3 separate regions of the Homo sapiens genome follow, and all the other regions are linked to region 2. A link is a loop called in an ENCODE intact Hi-C map of the cell type or tissue named here. Cell type or tissue: heart left ventricle. All regions are shown on one strand.

What was found. A loop is a pair of places that touch in the nucleus more often than their neighbours do. Peaks named below come from ENCODE experiments on the same cell type or tissue, not always from the same donor. Only the 100,000 strongest peaks of a DNase experiment are listed, where the experiment ranks them.
Region 1: a loop joins it to region 2, with 5 times the contacts of the local background. A loop is called at or near these places in 58 of 110 quality-filtered maps.
Region 3: it touches region 2 in a loop (5-fold over the local background); 35 of 110 quality-filtered maps call a loop at or near these places.

What each region holds. Positions count from the first base shown.
Region 1 is chr20:45,449,165-45,451,664 of GRCh38, reverse strand. No RefSeq gene overlaps it. Among named protein-coding and RNA genes, the nearest start is that of WFDC2, 19 kb to the left of the region's middle. In heart left ventricle, a CTCF peak has its summit at 1,098 (motif pointing right); no DNase peak of the experiment used is centred here; H3K27ac peaks cover 515 bases.
Region 2 is chr20:45,766,147-45,768,646 of GRCh38, reverse strand. LOC124904915 (a long non-coding RNA gene) reads right to left here. Exons shown (of 2, transcript XR_007067610.1): 2 at 1,067-2,500. Among named protein-coding and RNA genes, the nearest start is that of WFDC3, 24 kb to the left of the region's middle. RefSeq lists an enhancer at 2,050-2,500. In heart left ventricle, no CTCF peak of the experiment used is centred here; no DNase peak of the experiment used is centred here.
Region 3 is chr20:45,435,684-45,438,183 of GRCh38, reverse strand. The region is part of intron 2 of LOC105372631 (a long non-coding RNA gene); the gene reads right to left. Among named protein-coding and RNA genes, the nearest start is that of MIR6812, 11 kb to the right of the region's middle. In heart left ventricle, a CTCF peak has its summit at 1,125 (motif pointing right); a DNase peak (open chromatin) is centred at 1,163; H3K4me3 peaks cover 749 bases; H3K27ac peaks cover 399 bases.

The sequences.
Region 1 (2,500 bases), 320 kb after region 2:
GCTGGGCAGGAGAATCGCTTGAACCTGGGAGACGGAGGTTGCAGTGAGCTGAGATCACACCACTGCACTCCAGCCTGGGTGACAGAGTGAGACCCCCATCTCCAAAACAAAACAAACAAACAAACAAACAAAAAAACCTTTTACTGAAATGGGTGGTGTGAGGGATCAAACAAATTTGGAGGCTACCGTTTTGGTCATTACTGTTTTCCTGGTGCCTATCACAAAACAGGTGCTTAATATTTAGGAGTGAGGCCTGGCGTGGTGGCTCACGCCTGTAATCCCAGCACTTTGGGAGGCCGAGGCCAGAGGATTGCTCGAGGCCAGGAGTTCCAAACCAGCCTGAGCAGCATGGAGAGACCCTGTTTCTACAAAAAGTTAAAAAATTAGCTGAGCATGGTGGCACATATCTGTAGTTCCAGCTACTGGGGAAGCTGAGACAGGAGGATTGCTTGAGGCCAGGAGTTCGAGGTTACAATGAGCAATGATTGCACCACTGCACTCCAGCCTGGGTGACAGAGCAATACCCAGTCTCTAAAAACATATGTATTATGTATATATGTGCACATATATGTATATAATTATACTATTCCCTACTGGAAAATGAGTGACCCGGATATCACTTACAAACACTAGTGATACATATGTGTGTGTATATATGCATATATATGTATATAATTATATACATGTGTATGTGCATGTATAATATATATTATATGCATATGTATATAATTATATACATATGTGCATATACACATGTGTATATGTAATTATATATTAATAGAAATAATATGTATAAATATATAAAATATGTATATTATATACACATAATATATGCTATATACATGTCTGTTTTATATATGTATATAATTATATACATATATACACACACATGAGAGTGAATGAATGAACAAGTGAATGAGGCTGCCTGGGTTGTCTATTATAATGATTATATATGTTAGCTGTGTGACATTGGGCAACATACTTCCCTTTCTTAGGTCTGAATTCCTCATCTGTGAAATGAGGAAGTTGGATCAGATTCCCTCCCAAATGCCATCCAGCACTAGTTTCTAAGTGATGTCCGGGTCACACATTTTCCAGTAGGGGGCAGTATCATTTAGTCAATAATAATCATAGTTAATGTTTAAGTTGCAGTCATTACATGGTCCAAGGGCTCAGCATGTGTTAATTCACTTAGCTACACAACAACCCCACACAGGGAGAAGACAGGTACAGAGCACACCTACAAGTTAAATCACTTGTTCAAAGCCACATACAGAGTGTGGCAGAAGATATGTGCCCTACCCTTACCCCGGACCTGACTCCTTCGGTGCCACCAGCTGATTTCCAAGTGCTAGTGTCTGCATCTCTTTGCCTGAGGGCTTCCTTGGAAGCCACACAAGGAGGGCCCAGGCCCAGATCAGCCGGAAACCCTCAGTCCATATGGAGACTGGTGCCTGAATATCTCCACTGGTGCATAAACACTTGCTCTCCTAGGGAAAGGGGGTGATAGCTGCTGCGAGGAATTGTCTGGCCCTGCTCCCAGCATTCCCAATGGGATTAAGCTCAGTCACAAACAGTGATGGGGGGCTTGATGCCTCACCCTTTCTCACCCCCACGCCCACCTTACCTAATAAGCTGCTTCTTAGATCCCCAAATTCCCAAATTCAGACAAACCCAGAATTAGGACTTTTATAGCCTGGCTGGAAAGTCTGGGCTCTAATTTACACAATCTTCCTCCCAAAGGACAAAGCCTTTGGGTCTGTCACATATGCCTGGGTTCTGCCATTTATCAGCTGTTATGGGTTGAACTGTGTCCTCCCAAAAAAGCTACTTGGAGTCGTAACCCCCAGGTCCCTCCAAATGTGACCTTATTTGGAGATGGGCTCTTTACAAAGGTAATCAAGTTAAGATGAGGTCATCAGTGTGGGCCCTAATCCAATACAACTGGTGTCCTTAAAAAGGGGACAGACGGGAGAACACTATGTGAAGACTGGATTTATGTGACCACAAGTCAAGGAGCTTCCAGAAGCCAGGAGAGAGGCCTGGAACAGATCCTTCCCCAGCTTCTTCAGAGCAAACGCAGCCCTGTGGACACCCTGATCTCACACTTCTGGCCTCCAGAATTTAAGAGGGTAAATTGCAGTTGTTTAAACCAGTCAGTCTGTAGTCCTTTGTTCTAGTTGCCCCAGGAAAACAATATGGCAGTTACGTGACATCACCGTGCCTCCATATCCCCCTCTGTAAACTGGGGACCATAATGCACCCTCCTTCACAGGATTCTTGGGAATTAAATGAAATAATGCGTGTAAAAGGCTAAGCATGGAGCCTGGTACATGGTCGGTGTCCACTAAATGGGTAGTTGTTATTGCTGTAACTGAAATAACAAACCACCACCACCACCCTACAACACACATACAGAGATACACACACACACACACAACTTCAGGGAAGGGGATTTCTTAGATAAGCAGACAATTGACCCTCATGCTCCTTCCCTTCT
Region 2 (2,500 bases):
TGAATGGAGAGACAAAATGTGGTATATCAATACAATGAAATATTAATTCAGCCATAAAAAGGAATGAAGTACCAATACATTCTATAACATGAATGGACCTTGAAAACATGCTAAGTGACAGAAGCCAGTCACAAAAGGCCATATAATTCCATTTATATGGAACATCTAGAATAGGCAAATTCGTAGAGACAGAAGTACATTAGTGGTTGCCAGGGGCTGGTTTTAGATCCTTGCACGGGCTGGTCAATGTGCAGATTCCCCAATCCCATTCCAGATATTTTGATTCAGTAGGTCAAAGATGGGTTGGGCCAAGGGAACTGCTTGTTTATGTGTTTATTCAGAGCAATATTTAAAAAAAGCCCTCAGGGAATTCTAATGTGTGGTCTGGTTTGGGGATCTCTGAATTAGAAGTTCATGAAAGTCCCATCAGCAGCTCTAAGAATCTGTAGCCCAATTCAGTAATTTTTTTTTTTTTTTTTGAGACAGAGACTTGTCGCCCAGGCTGGAGTGCAATGGTGTGCTCTTGGCTCATTGCAACCTCTGCTCCCTGGGTTCAAGCAATTCTCCAGCCTTGGCCTCACAAGTAGCTGGGATTACACCCACCATTAGCCACCACGCCCAGCTAATTTTTGTATTTTTAGTAGAGACAGGGTTTCACCATGTTGGCCAGGCTGGTCTCGAACGCCTGACCTTAAATGATCCACCAGCCTCGGCCTCCCAAAGTGCTGGGATTACAGGCGTGAGCCACTGTGCCTGGCCCAATTTAGTAATATTATTAATGATCATTCTTCCTTTACCTTTCTCTTGTTTTTCTTTTTCAGCTTTCCTGCAATTTCTGAGCTGTCTATATGCTTAGGATCACAAGTCTTTTTTGTTATTCTTTTTCTCCTCCTCACCTTCCTCCTTCTCCTTTTTATTTTTTAATTTGTTGTTGTTGTTTTTAAAATAGGATGCATAAACATTATTGCGATATTTAAACAGTACAGAAAAGTTCAAAGAAGTGTGAATGATGTAAAAGAATATTTATGTACACTGAAGAAGCAATGAAAAAAATTGCTATCTGAAAGATGATTGAAGAGGTTTTATTTTTTTCCTTTCAACTTGTATTTTACTTTAAAGGGATTCATATGCAGGTTTGTTACACGCACTAATTGTGTGTCTTGGGGATTTGGTGTACAGAAAATTTTGTCACCCAGGTAATCAGCATAATATCAGATAGGTAGTTTTTCAATCTTCACTCTCCTATTGCCCTCCACCCTAAGTAGGCCCCAGCGTTTATCATTCCCTGGTGATGACATTTGAAACCATCAAGATCGCTAATGCACCAAAAAAAAAAAAAAAAAAATTCAAAGAAGATCTCCCTACCCATAGGTGACCATTGTTAACATGCTTGTGAAGGTCCTTCCAGACTTGCTTTATGCATATATGCAAATGTCGATATAGGTAGAATCATCCTGTAATAGGCTTTTGTCATTCAACAATATAATAGATAGATATGATTTTTAATTGTTAAGGTATTCAATGTTTAAATATTTACTTATTTATTAATTTAACATGGCTCTGGAACTCTGTAGCTATTGCTTGCCCTGTTTTCCATGATCTTTGCCAAATGGCTTCAAACGCTTTTACATTCTTTCTTTTTTTTTTTCTGAGACAGGGTCTTACTCTGTCACCCAGGCTGGAGTGCAGTGGCTCAAACACGGCCCACTGCTGCCTCGACTTCCTGGGCTCAAGCAATCCTTCTACCTCAGCCTCCGAAGTAGCTGGGACCACAGGCATGCACCACCACACCTGGCTATTTTTTTCAGTTTTTGTAGAGATGGGGTCTCGCTATGTTTCCCAGGCTAAGGTTTTTACTTTCAATCTTAGTTTGGTTAAACCAGCAGGTGTATTCGATGACAAAGCCTCCATTCCTTCTGCAACACTTTTCGGCTTGCAGATAGATTGCTATTTCTTGATATATATATCAAGAAATATATATATGTATTCTTGGTTTTAATTTTTAGGTTCTTCCATTGTGCTGTACTTCATTGTATAGGTTACATCTTTCCATGTTCAATACTTTCCCAGTTTTAATATTTTTTTCCTTTAAACATAGGCTTCTCATTCCAGTACTCTCTCACCTGAGGCCAGATAATATAAACAACTCAATCTCTTCTCTCTCGTTTTCCTCTTCCTTCTTAGCACTGAAACTCAAAACCAGAGCAAACCTGCCCCACCTGATGGCCCAGAACATCAGGGTCCCAAATAATGAACTGTTTAAATCACTTGATGCAAAATGAAACACTTATACTGAAATTAAAACAGTTTCTTTCTAGTTTTCTTGACTGCAAATTCTGGTTAAGTTCATTCAAGCTGAACTTGTCAGTTACTTGCTGATGCTTGAAGTGTGTGCTTAGCCTAGCAGCTGGGTAAGCCTGCCCTGCCCTGGAATGGAGCCCTCCTCTAATTGGATGGTTGGGCGTAAGGGTTCTTGGTTACCATCAACAGAAAGATACTG
Region 3 (2,500 bases), 330 kb after region 2:
TTTAAACATCTTAAATTTCATAATTCTATTAACCTGTATGTTTTATGTTCTGGTCCTAGGAACTTTTTTTTCCTACCTCCAGACCATTTTACCTTTTCTGGTTCCCAGCAGGGAGTGGCATCTGTAAGACCCATGACGGATGACAAGTTGAGAAGCCTTCTCAAACAGTTGTATGATTCTGTGGGAGGGGCACCCATGTAAAAGGGGCCCCCTAAACCCCCAGATTTACCATGACCTGGGTAATAGGCATATTCAGTGGGAGGATATCCCCGTCATCATACAGCCAGTCCCACACGGCTCTCATATTTATCTGAATAAACGCCACTGTAAGATCTGTTTGCCTTGAGAAGGGAACTGCCCAACTCTCCCTGTAAAATGCCAAGTGGAGCCCCCCCGATGAAGCGGTTGATATGCTTCTCATAATTCCGGAGAATTCCTGAGAACTCTCGAGAATAAGCTCCTGTGCGTTTAGCTCACATACACTCATCAGTGATCGCCCTATAGGGAACTGTGGGTCCTGCATCAACTCAAACGAGCTCTTAAATTTTGTAGCATTTAAAATTAAGGATTTTTGTCTTTAAAGTAGTGATTTTTACAATAAATTACCCAAAAGGCTTCTCAAGAAGCTGATGATACCAATATACAAAATGGAACAATTCCTTTATATTATTCCTTGTAGCTATAGTAGGTACTTGGTTTTGCCCTTCCCCCACATCGACTGTCTTCTTGGTAACCACAGGTCTCAGAGTTAACTTGGATGTAGGAATTGGAGGAAGCCAGAGGGGTAGCGGGAAATCAGGCATGAAGAGCCCCAGGCCTCACCTGCGCCCCTCTCTCTTGAGCCCAGGATTAATTTCAGACAGCAGAGACCGAACCCCCTTTGCCTATCATATCCCTGGGAGCCACCACTGAATCAGCCACCACTGCACTTGGAAAGGGTAGGACTCATGCCAAAGATGGGACACCATGCCGACATTATCTTGAGGCCCAAGCCTACATTATCTTGTGGCAGAGACAAGACCACCACAGTTTCATGGTCCCACGCAACATGGCACCTGGTGAGCCCCAGAAAGGCACCACACATAGAGCTTCAGAAGCTGCCATTCCCACGTCTGACCACGCGGGGGCGACGAACCCTCAGATTGGGCCGCGCCCTTAGGCGGAGCTGCCCTGATCCCAGACCCAGGGGAGCCGTGAAAACCCACTGGGCGTCCCAGGGCAGCGCTGCCCTGAGAGCTGCAAACCGAAAGTATCTGCCCCCGGGCCAGAGCGCTCGGGGCCTGGTCGTGTTACGCAGCTGGAAAGCTTGGACCCTTCGGCGGCGTGGGATAAGGCGAGTTTGCCGGCAGAGCCAGCAGCTCGCCCCCGCCTGAAATTCCAATTCGCAGGGACGGGGATGGTGACACCTGAGGCAATTCCTCGGCTACAAAGCATCATGTCTCATCTTCTTGAGCCAGTTTCTTCTTCTGTAAAAGGGAAATGGTACTGGCATTCATAAGATTTTGCAGGATCAAAGCAGAAAATCATTAGGAAAACACTTTGCAAACTGTAGAGAACATTGCAAATGTTATATATCAGGGTTTTTAAGAAAACTTTTAAATATTCTCTATTTGGAGAAAGAGGTAGGAAAATTCTGGAGATATAGTAACGAACAAAATGTACCATATGTCTGGCAAAATCTGTACCAGGTATCTGGCAAAATCTGTCCCTGTGTTTCTTTTTGAAATTGACTTGAATTTTATTTCCATTCTTAGCTGTTTAATATTTTGCTTAATTTTGAAATTGCTCATTCTTCATGCTACAGCCAGTGTGATCTTTTAAAGAAGGAAATATGATCTACAACTACATGTAATGAACGGATGAACATCATAAACATAGCGTTGAGTTAAAAACCCAGATAGAAAACAGCACCTGCTGGATGACCGCGTTTACATGGAAAGTACAAAAACAGGCAAATAGTTGGAAGTCAAGATAGTGGTTACTCTAGGGGAATGAGTGGAAGGGGTGCTTTTAGGATGCTGGTAATGTTCTATAAAATTCACTGGGTTATACATTTCTGCACTTTTTTCTGGATACATTATATCACACCTCAGTGAAAAGTAAATACTGTATGGGGGAAGGAAGTGAATGAAGCTGATCGTGTCTCCACCCGCCTAAAAGCGTTCAGTAGATTCTGATTCTTGTGAATGTGAAATCTGTCCTCCTTTACCAGGTCCACCTGGTGCCCCTGGCTTCATCACCAATGGGCTTACCATGGCCACACGGGTCCTCTTTCAGGCCCTTGTGTCACTCTCTCCCATGCTGACCAGCTCTGGCCACAAAGCTGCCTCTTCCATCACTGGGAGCTCTTCCCCACCTCGGAGCTGTTCCCGTCACCTGGATTGTCTTCCCTCCACATTCCTGCCACCTCCTTCTGCTCAGCCTAAAGGTCACTTTCTCACAGAAGCTGTCCCTGAGCCTCAATCTAAATTGCATCCCCACAAGGACACAAAGATGTGAG